Regions from separate parts of the Homo sapiens genome. Here region 2 is linked to region 1. The links are chromatin loops, found by intact Hi-C in ENCODE. Cell type or tissue: PC-9. All regions are shown on one strand. Links, peaks and the distances in the headings refer to the core of each region. The heading gives the core; the rest is flanking DNA. Region 1 overlaps EPCAM-DT (EPCAM divergent transcript). Region 2 overlaps EPCAM-DT (EPCAM divergent transcript).

The links. Peaks named below come from ENCODE experiments on the same cell type or tissue, not always from the same donor. Only the 100,000 strongest peaks of a DNase experiment are listed, where the experiment ranks them.
Region 2: a loop joins it to region 1, with 2.6 times the contacts of the local background. A loop is called at or near these places in 9 of 110 quality-filtered maps.

The regions. Positions count from the first base shown.
Region 1 is chr2:47,247,926-47,253,301 of GRCh38, reverse strand. The region is part of intron 3 of EPCAM-DT (EPCAM divergent transcript); the gene reads left to right. LOC107985882 (a long non-coding RNA gene) reads left to right here. Exons shown (of 3, transcript XR_001739451.1): 3 at 417-929. Among named protein-coding and RNA genes, the nearest start is that of CALM2, 74 kb to the right of the region's middle. RefSeq lists an enhancer at 3,727-4,228. In PC-9, for the core only: no CTCF peak of the experiment used is centred there; a DNase peak (open chromatin) is centred at 2,491; H3K4me3 peaks cover 644 bases; H3K27ac peaks cover 2,126 bases.
Region 2 is chr2:47,196,434-47,201,809 of GRCh38, reverse strand. It overlaps EPCAM-DT (EPCAM divergent transcript), which reads left to right. Exons shown (of 5, transcript NR_110208.1): 4 at 2,267-2,373. Among named protein-coding and RNA genes, the nearest start is that of CALM2, 23 kb to the right of the region's middle. In PC-9, for the core only: no CTCF peak of the experiment used is centred there; DNase peaks (open chromatin) are centred at 389 and 2,549; H3K27ac peaks cover 3,522 bases.

The DNA of each region.
Region 1 (5,376 bases), core at 309-5,308:
TTTTTTTTTTTTTTAGACAGACTCTCTCTCTATCTCCCAGGCTGGAGTGCAGTGGTGCAATCTTGGCTCACTGCAACCTCCATCTCCCGGGTTCAAGCGATTCTCCTGCATCAGCTTCCCAAGTAGCTGGGGTTACAGGCGCCCGCCACCACACCTAGCTAATTTTTAGTATTTTTAGTAGAGAAGGGGTTTCACCATGTTGGCCAGGCTGGTCTTGAACTGCTGACCTCAGGTGATCCACCCACCTCGGCCTCCCAAAGTGCTGGGATTACAGGCGTGAGCCACCATGCCCTGCCATGGTTACCATGTTGTACAGCACAGAGTAGCACATTCTCATCGTTGCGGAAAGTCTATTGGATAGCTCTGCTGTAGGTGATATTATAGCTCACTCACCTAAGCCCCTTTCTTTGGAGCAGGTTTCAATAGGAGTGTGGCATAAGGATGGTCAGCATGAGTGGGCACCATCAGGCCAAGGAAAGAAGTCAACAGCACTCAGGGAAATGAGGTCAGACCACAAGGGTAGCCATAAACCACTCCCCACCACCACCCTAACACCACCACCAGTAAGTAACCCTTTATTCCTTTTTCCCATTTTGGCCTTAGCTTCCCTAGGGGTGGCCCTGGAGGATAAGGAGAGTAGGCGCCAGTAGAATGTAAGAGCAGGCACTTGGACTTGGTGGGCCTCCTTCATTTACTGCCTGTGACCTTTCTGTCATCTGTTTAATTATACCTTTATCTCCAGTTGCTGAGACGAGTAAACACTTGACAGTTGGCCCCTGCCACACACCTAGGGAGAGTTTATCAAATGATGGACCCTTTCCCAGCTTTAAATAAGCCCCATATATAAAAACCTGTCTCTGTCAAAGGGGTGTGTATGTGTTTTAATACAGCAAAAAAGAAAAAAAAGAATAAAAAAGTTAGCAGACTTTCCTTACAAGAGCATGTTACCTTTATCTGTTTTTGTTTTTTTGTTTTGATTTGTTTTGTTTGAGAAGGAGTTTTGCTCTTTGTTGCCCAGGCTGGAGTACAGTGGCGCAACCTTGGCTCGCTGCAACTTCTACCTCCCAGGTTCAAGCGATTCTCCTGTCTCAGCCTCCCGAGTAGCTGGGATTACCAGTGCCCACGACCACACCTGGCTAATTTTTGTATTTTTAATAGAGACGGGGTTTCATCATGTTGGCCAGGCTGGTCTGGAACTCCTGATCTCTGGTGATCCGCCCGCCTCAGCTTCCCAAAGTGCTGGGATTACAGGCGTGAGCCACTGTGCCCGGCCGCATGTTACCTTTAAAAAGCATGCTGCTACCAGGCACAGCGGCTCATGTCTATAATTCCAACATTTTGGGAGGCTGAAGTGGGAGTATCACTTGAGCCCAGGAGTTCAAGACCAGCCTGGGTAAGATGGCAGGACTCTGCATCTATTAAAAAATTTTTTTTTAATTAAAAAAAAGCACACTCCTGTTTCACTCCCAAAAAGTTGAGGGAAGATGGATAAATGATTGATTATGAGTTCATAGTTTTTTTTTAAAAAAAGATGAGGTCTTGATATGTTACCCAGGCTGGACTTGAACTCCTGAGCTCAAGCAATCCTCCTGCCTCAGCATCCCAAGTAGCTGAGAGTAGAGGTGCACACCACTCCATCCAGCAATTAGATGAGAATTTTTGAAACTCGGCTATAGTAACATGAGGGTTCATCATTTTAGTCTCTCTGCATATGCTTGAACTTTTTCATAATTTCCTTGGAGCCCCTTTCCTTGGAGTCAGTTTCAATAGGAGTGTGGCATAAGGATGGTCCGCATGAGTGGGCACCACCAGGCCAAGGAAAGGAGTCAACAGCGCTCAGGGAAGTGAGGTCAGACCACAAGGGTAGCCACCAACAACCTCCCCCATCCTAATACCACCACCAGTAAAAGAAAAATATAAAGATGGATACAGTGGCTCACACCTGTACTCCCACCACTTTGGGAGGCTGAGGAGGGAGGATTGCTTGAGCCCAGGAATTTGGGATCAGCCTGGGCAACATAGTGAGACCCCCATTTCCACAAAAAATTAAAAAGTTAGCCGGGTGTGGTGGTGTCTGCCTGTTGTCCCAGCTACTCGGGGGGCTGAGGTGGGAGGATTGCTTGAGCCTGGGAGTTTGAGGCTGCAGTGAGTCATGATCGCACCACTGCACTCCAGCCTGGGTGACAGACCGAGATCCTATCTCAAAACAAAAACAACAAAAAAGAAAAAGCTAAAAAATCAAGCACATACTCCCACTAAGACCTAACGTACCCAAGCAGACCACTGGCTTCCAGACTTCTAAGGATGTCTCTTTCTGTAGTATGAAGGGCACCTGTTCCTGATGACGGGTCGGGGGGCAGTGAGTGTGGGGAGGGGCAGCGGGTGACTGTTCACTCTGGATGTTTCCATCCTGGTATCTGTTTATTTTGCAGGGAACTTGAGCCTGTGGCCTCTCAGGTGTCATGTCTGATTCCTGACAAAGGAATCTGAGGCTGAGCCCTGGTGTCCAGGTGTCCTGGCTCCCAGCCAGGTTTTCCAGTCACTTCTAGGTCTCAACCCCAGCTGGGCTGGGCTGAGAGGCTTGATGTCCTGGGGTGAAGAGCCATCGGTCCCTCCTGGCTCTCCATCCTATACCTGCTCAGCCTGCAACTTCCTTTCTCCCGGCTGGAGCTGCCCCGTTCCCATCCTCCTGCAGCCTGCTAGTACCTCACCTCTGAGGGCCACTTCACATCTCTAGGCCTTACTTTCTTTTTGAAGAGACAGGGTCTCACTATGTTTTCCAGCCTGGTCTCGAACACTTGGCCTCAAGCAATCCTTCTGCCTCAGCCTCCCAAAGTGTTGGGATTACAGATGTGAACCACCATACCCACCTATCCTAGGTCTTTCTTCTCAACACCAGGAAGCATCTGGACACTCCTTGGGGAAATCACTCCTCTGGGGCCCTTTGCTGCACCCTATTTTGCCCTAATGGTTTCAAGGGCCAGTCTGGTCTCTCTGGCTATTATACCAGTCCCAGAGAGCCAAAACTCTATTTATCTCCTTGTTTATTTCCCACAGCACCTAGCATACGGCTGAGTACACGCTGAAGGTAAACGAATGAATGAATGAACCAATGAATGAGTGAATGAATGAATGAATACGTCTGACACACAGTGAGCCCCATTTTTTTCTACCTACCACCATGCACAATCACCAGGGGCTCTGAGCCAATGTCAGGATTGTGAGGGATGGTCTCTCATCTGAATTTAACTAGGCCAGTGACTCCAAGCATCAGTCAGCCACAGCGACGCTGTCATTCTGTCTGTCTGTCCATGCTAGGGGAATGGTGGGAGACTATATGTGAATGCTTTCACTGAGAAGGGTAGTGGGTACTCACATCTCTAGAGAGTGATATTGAAAGAGAACTGGAAGAAAAAGAGACAGGAAAGTGGGGGTGGAGTAGAAATAAGAGACGTCGGGGTGGGGAGGCACAGGGAAGAGGACAGGAGTGAGGGAGAAAGGGACACAAAGAGAGAGCGATTCTTGCCTTGCACATCTCCAGTCCTCTGATGTGGCTGTGCCGATATCCCCTGCACTAATTGCTTCAATTAATAATACAGCTCTATAAAATTTCAGCAGCTGAGAACAAGTGCAAGGAAAGATGACATAATGCATTAATAACGCAGGCAGGCGATCGGGTTGGGCTCCTGGGGAGCTCCATTAAGGAGCGGCTGCTGCAGTCCTAACACCAGCTAACACTCCAGCAGGGCAGTATGTGTGTCCTTGGGCCTCTGCAGACCACGGACTGTGGAGCTGCGGGGGCAGAGGTGGCACCAATGGGCAGGAGGCTGGGGAAGGCTTTAACCTTCTCATAAACTCCAGAAAGCACTCCTTCCATTCTTTGATCTGGACAATTGATGTTTTCTCAATCTTACGTAAGTGCTGTGCAGTTTCAAGATTGCTGCTCTACATCCCTTTGACTGCTCCTTCCCAGATGCAGCTCACATTAGCGGACCTTCTGGCTAGTCTCTCTGATTGTTGTTGCTATTGTTGTTTTTAAAGATCTCGAATCCATTCTTTCTCTCTATATCTACATCTCCCTCTTTCTGTCTCTTTGTCCTTGGATTCTTAAGAGCTTTTAAGGAGGCAATCCTCTCTTTCAGGACAAAGATTCTGTATCTAAAACATGCTGAGCTGGTTTCTCTCAAGTCAGCATCACCCTCACCAAAAGGCCCCCTTAAATGTCTGCACATGCACACAGTCCATCTCCAAACAGTACGTAGGCCTGGGGCTGAGTGTGAGTCTGGAGCAAGGGGTCAGCAGCAGGCATCCCCGATCCTGAAGCTGGAAACCACTAAGTGATTTTGTACTCATGCAAAGCCAGTTCCTTTCCCATTTCCTGCAGAAACTAGGGCTGGATCATTCCAAACAAATCCCTTAATTCAGGGCTTCTCATTCCGCAGTCTAACGAGATGCTTCAGAGTGTTCCAGAAACCCTAGAAATGACATACGACAATCTTTGTACATATGTGCATTTCTCTGACAAGAGGGTCCACAACATCTTCTGATCTCTAATGAGTCTGCGATGGCCCCAGGGATGCGGAAGTATAGCTCTAGTCTTCTTGGGCAGGCAGGCACTTAGACAAAACCTTAGATCACCGAGGCATTAGATGGACCCTTCATCTCTTCATCCGTGGCTCCATGTTTCATCCATGGTCTTCCTGTTTCTCACTTGGATTTCCTCAAAGTTTATGTCAAAAGAGGTCAAGGGCTAGAAATAAAAAAGACAAGAAGAGGCCCAACATTCACCGAAGACTCAAGTTAAAATGAAAACTGGGGCCATGCAGTGGCTCACGCCTATAATCTCAGCACTTTGGGAGGCCTAGGTGGGAGAATTGCTTAAGCCTAGGAATTCAGGACCAGTTTGGGCAACATGGTGAGACCTCATCTCTACAGAAAAATTTAAAAATTAGGTCGGGCGCGGTGGCTCCATGCCTGTAATCCCAGCACTTTGGGAGGCCGAGGTGGGTGTATTACCTGAGGTCATGAGTTCAAGACCAGCCTGACCAATATGGTGAAACCTCCTCACTACTAAAAATACAAAAAATTAGCCAGGCATGGTGGCGGGTGCTTGTAATCCCAGATACTTGGGAGGCTGAGGCAGGAGAATCACTTGAACCCAGGAGGCAGAGGTTGCAGTGAGCCAAGATTGTGCCATTGCACTGCAGCCTGGGCAACAAGAGCAAAAACTCCGTCTCAAAAAAAAAAAATAAATAAAAATTAGCTGAGCATGGTGGCTGGCACACACCTGTGGTCTCAGCTACACTGGAGGCTGCGGTGTGAGGATTGCTTGAGTATGGGAGGTTGAAGCTGCAGTGAGCTGTGATGGTGCTACTG
Region 2 (5,376 bases), core at 68-5,067, 51 kb after region 1:
CAATGTGATGCTGACCTCTGGTCATAGTTGATTGGATCAGGGATGGATTCCTGAGCCAATTTGGGCCAAATATTTTTTTCCACGGGAGTCTGTATTTGAATAGGGGTTTGGTGGATAGACCTGGTTCATATGGCTAAAATATGAACTTGGGAGCTGTGGGTAAGTATCTTTGCCCCCTCATGTGAGCAGATCAGCAGAGGGAACTCCTCAGGAAAAAGATGAACACAAATACTCAAGAGAGAAAAGGAAATGAAAGATGGACAGAGCACACATCCCCCTGAGTTCTGACAGTTTGCAAATTCCCAGTTCTAGTCCTTCCTTAAGCCTGACTGCATTCTTGTTTTAGGGCCTATAACTTGCCCTTTTACCCTATTGTGGTTAAATCAATGCCAGGGAATTTCTGTTTCTTGAAAACACCAGGGCAACAACTCGTTGCTACTCACAACCTACTTAAGAAGGCCCTGAAACTGTTGGTCAAAGCACAAGAACTATAAGGATGCTTTCATTTTTTTGCCCTAAAAATTATTTCTTGTGACCTCACCGGCCTTGCCTCTGCCCACCAACCCAGTGTAATTTGGAGGCAAATTCAGTATATTAACATCATCCAATATTCATGAGGCATCCTCAAGGGCAGGGTGGTCAGCACTTTGCCACCACCTTGATGTGTCTCTTGGCATCTGTTCTAGATTTTTTCCCCCTAATAGCAGAACTCTTTCGTTTGGCTCACCAAGTGTCATGTTTTCTTGTTTCAGTTATCATTGTAAAATTTCCCACTCTTACAGAGAGCTCTTCAAGGGCAGGAAGGCAACACAGTTTAGAGGAAGGACATTTAACTGGAATTTCTGAAGAACCAAATTCTGCTCCTGTTCCTGCCACTAACTTTGCTCTGTAATGCTGAGTAAATCATGAGACTCTATCTGTTTTCCCATCTGTGGAAGTGGGAGAGAAAAATAATACTTTCTCTGCCTACTTCACAGAGATGCAAGTTAAAATTAGGTCATGGATATGAACATTCTATGAAGCAAAAATATATAAATTGCTTTATCCATAATGGCAATGAACCCCTTTGTTTTCTATCCCACTCCCAGACATCAAGTTCAAGGGCCTCACTCAAAAATTACTTGAATTTAACTCTGGTTGATTAAAAAAAAAAGAAAGTGCCCCTGTCTCTTCATCCATTTTTCTCGAACACTGATAAACACTTTTTAAAATTACAAAAAAAGAAAACAAGAGACACAGATCCTGTTCTGTTCTAAGGCAAGTGAATTTCTTGCCATTTCTTTTTTTTTTTTTTTTTTTTTTTTTTTTTTTTTTTTTTTTGAGATGGAGTCTTGCTCTATCACCCAGGCAGGAGTGGAGTGATGCAATCTTGGCTCACCGCAACCTCCACTTCCCAGGTTCAAGCGATTCTCCTGCCTCAGCCTCTCTAGTGGCTGGGATTACAGGTGTGCGCCACCACGCCTGGCTAATTTTTTTATTTTTAGTAGAGACGGGGTTTTGCCATGTTGGCCAGGCTGGTCTCGAACTCCTGGGCTCAAGCCATCTGCCCACCTCGGCCTCCCAAAGTGCTGAGATCACAGGCATGAGCCATTGTGCCAGGCCTATTGCCATTTCTTAATGGCTGTATTTATTTACCTGTAACCTCGCATGCTATTTCCTAACACGCCTCCATCATGCATATTGCTCATTAACAGTGGTTCGCAAATTTGTCTGCACAGTGAGGAGCTTCGAGAATTCTGATGCCTGTGTCCCACCCCTAGAGATTGTGATGTAATTGGTCTGGGCCATGGCCTTTGGAAGTTTTAAAAGCTCCCTAAGTGGTTCAAATGTATAGCCAAGTTTGGGAGTCACTGTCTTTAGGGTTCTTCTCTGTTAACAGATCTGATTCTCATCTTCTTTGGGTTAATTCCCAACTAGGCTCTCACCTGAAGCATTTCCCTTATAAATTGCTGTAAGGAAACAACAGAGGAGATTAATCTTAAATTCATCTTTTCTTCCTACTGTAATTGCCTTGGTCTTCATCACGTTAATTGAAATCCCTTTTGATAAATGCAGTGAAGCCATTAATGGAGGCTTCACTTATCTGCATGCACATTTCCTGTTCTGCTGTGTCTTCCCGCCAACAATTTAGTTATGGTTTGCATACCTCTTTTTTTTTTTCTTTTCTTTTCCAATTCAAATGGGCTCTCGCTGTACCTGAGTGGCTGGCTAGGTCTAATTGCTATCTTCACTTCTGTTTGGGTAAAATTTTCCTTTCTCCACTTAGGTCATCTCCACCTTTGGGATCTGGCCAGCCAGCTCGATCAGCTTGTCCCAAGGATTGCTTGGGCTACACCTTAGACTGAGACATCTCATAATTTGGAGCTAGACTTGGTAAAGCCATTCTGCACTTCTGTTGTTTATCCATTCCTGGCTGACTGGGGGCCAGAGGAAATCTGCTGTTGATGTGGTAATATAAGCAAACCCTCTTAGCGATCCATGGATGGCTGTGGTTGACCCCACATTGGCTTCAGTCAGGAGCTAGGGCAGATTCAAACCCAAGCACACATTCCTTTGGGCCTTTTGAGCCACCCCCTGCCCTAAGGGATTGTGTGAGCTTCATCTCAACATGGGTCTGAATTCCTAAGTAAAAACTAGGACTGCTGTTTCACCCAGGCCATCCTCCCTACACGCAATGAGTCACTGTCTATCATCTGCCTTGGCCCTCCAGGTTTATAACACTATCTGATTTCCAGGGACTGGAAAGTCGGGGGGGATGATAGAAGAATAGAGGCTTTCAGTTCAGCAAACATTACTGAGTCCTGGGCTGTTTCAGGCCATATGGTGCCATGGCCCCATGACTGTCCTCATTCCTTCTCCTTTCCTCTCCTTGTCATTCACTCCCTCCTCCATTGGCTAGAGCCAGAGCACAATCGCAACCAAGGGTGAGAACTCCAACGCACCTGTACCATCAACAAAGGGCCAAAAATCATTCCCCCCTCTCTCTTTTTAAGAACTTCTTAATTCTTTTAGTTGTTTAAGTTATTTTATTCTCTCTCTCTTTCCCTGAAGAAAGCAGTTTTTACATTAAAATATATTTTGAGGTATTTCAAAGAAATTTACCATTACTTACTTTCTTTTTAAATTTTTATTTTTTATTTTGGTGGGTACATAGCAGGTGTATATATTTACAGGGTACATGAGCTACTTTGATACAGTCATGCAATGTGTAATAATCACATCAGGGTAAGCAGGGTATCCATCCCCTCAAGCATTTATCCTTTATGTTACAGACAATCCGATTATAATCTTTTTGTGATTTTAAAATGTACAATTAAATTATTTTTGACTATAGTCGACCTGTTGTGCTAGCAAACAGTAGGTCTTTATTCATTCTTTCTATTTTGTACCCATTAACCATCTCCACTTCCCCTTGACCCCCAACTACCCCTTCCAGCCTCTGGTAACCACGCTTCTGCTCTCTATCTCCATGAGTTCATTTATTTTAATTTATAGCTCCCATAAATATGTGAGAACATATGAAGTTTGTCTTTCTGTGCCTGACAATTACTTTCAATGACTGGAACATACTAGCATTTTCCAACTTTACCTTTTCTTTAGGGGCCCAAGAGAAATCCACAAGGGCATATGATGCCTGAGGCCACAGATTGGGTCCAACAAAGGTCTCTTATCTTATGTATTATTAATGCCATATCATGATGAATAATAACTGAACCTATTGAGCACTCTTACTACGTGCTGGACGCTATGCTAAGCCCTTTTCATAATTTATTTTAGTGACTCCTTGCTCTACCTTATGAGGGGGGTATTATTTATTATCTCTATTTTATATAGGAGGAACTGAAGCTTAGGGAATTGAAAGCTTACCCCTCTAGTAAATGGAAGGGCTAGAACTCAGACCTAATCTGACTACTGAAAATTCTTAATCTCTATAGTTTTCTGAGATGATCTCCTTTTAGGAAAATGTTGTCTTTAAATCTCAATAACAAAGCTTTCTCTGATTTTGAAAAGTGAGGCCTGTATAATTATTGGGTTATAAATATAAGGGATCAAGAGTTTCATGCACTTAATAGTCACTTGAAAAATAATTATCCATGGGTTGATTGACAAACAGCATTTTGTGCATTCAGATTCTGGATAGGGTTCTAGATTTTAGGAAATGATGGAGGGGAGGCCAATTTGGCTTCCTGGGGGTTCATACAGAGGCCCTCTTCAGCCACACCTGTGCCCTGTTGTTGCACATTCCAAGCCTACTCTAAAAGGCTTCCTTACTTCACAGAGATCTAATATAAAAGTGATAGAGCTGGCTGACAAGGCTGAGGAAGGCTTTTGAAGGAAAAGACAGCAATTTCAGAAAATGAACCCTGTGGTTTAGAAAGAAATCAACCGAACTTATGATCTGAGCTCATTTTGTTCTGTTCTATTAAAGAAAAAGAAAAAGAGGAAGAAAGAGAAAAAAATTGCTCTATCACAAAGAAAACAATTTCCTTAAACCTGGTGAATTACAGTCTATCTATGGAGCCTGTATCCCACTGAGATACCTAGACTTTCAGAGCCAAAAAAGGACATTTAAAGAAAGCTTTTTCATCTGAGTCCTGAATTTCACAAAAAGGAAACTGAGGCTCCAAAAGAGTCTGGAACCACACCACTAGTTAGTGGAAACTCTCAGTTTTCCTCCCTTTTTTTTATCTTACCCCTTCTTCTTACTTTTGCTTTTTGAATGACAGGATATTCACAGGCCACTGAAAGAAAAAATAAGAATAATTTCTGGTTCTTCAAGAAAGGTCAGTGAGAGCTCTAAAACTTCTAGAAAGAAGAGAGTCAAATTATTTAATCTAATTTCAGGAAACACCTTGATTTTATTAGCTGAGGGACTGAGTAAGGAGGCAAATCAAGATTTATTACTGATTTCCATGAAAAAAAGAGGAAAATGAATATTGGCTTAATGAGGGTTTGGGTCTATAATTCAATTCCTCACTTCTAGAGAAACAACTCACAGAAAAATTTTAATAGATCCTATCAGTGAACTCTTGAGCTAGTAAGGGAAGGAGTCACCTGTCATTTCTCCAGGGAACCCTGGGTTCAAAGTTGCTTCTGTAGTATGGAAGTCCAGAAAAGAAGCAATCAATTGGAATTTCATTGGTCCAGAAAGCATGCCAAAAAAAGTGTTGTTGCTTCATCAGACCAGGTAACTAAACTTACAGGAAAAATTCCTAACAAAGACGTAGCCAGTGATAGTAACATTAATTCCAGGGGAAGAGTTTGGAGGTGAGATGGACAGAAAGAAGGAAGGCAGAGCTGTATGAATTCATTAAGTATTTATTGAGTGCCAACTATGTAGTAGACACCAAGAGATAAATAAAACCAGCTCTGTCC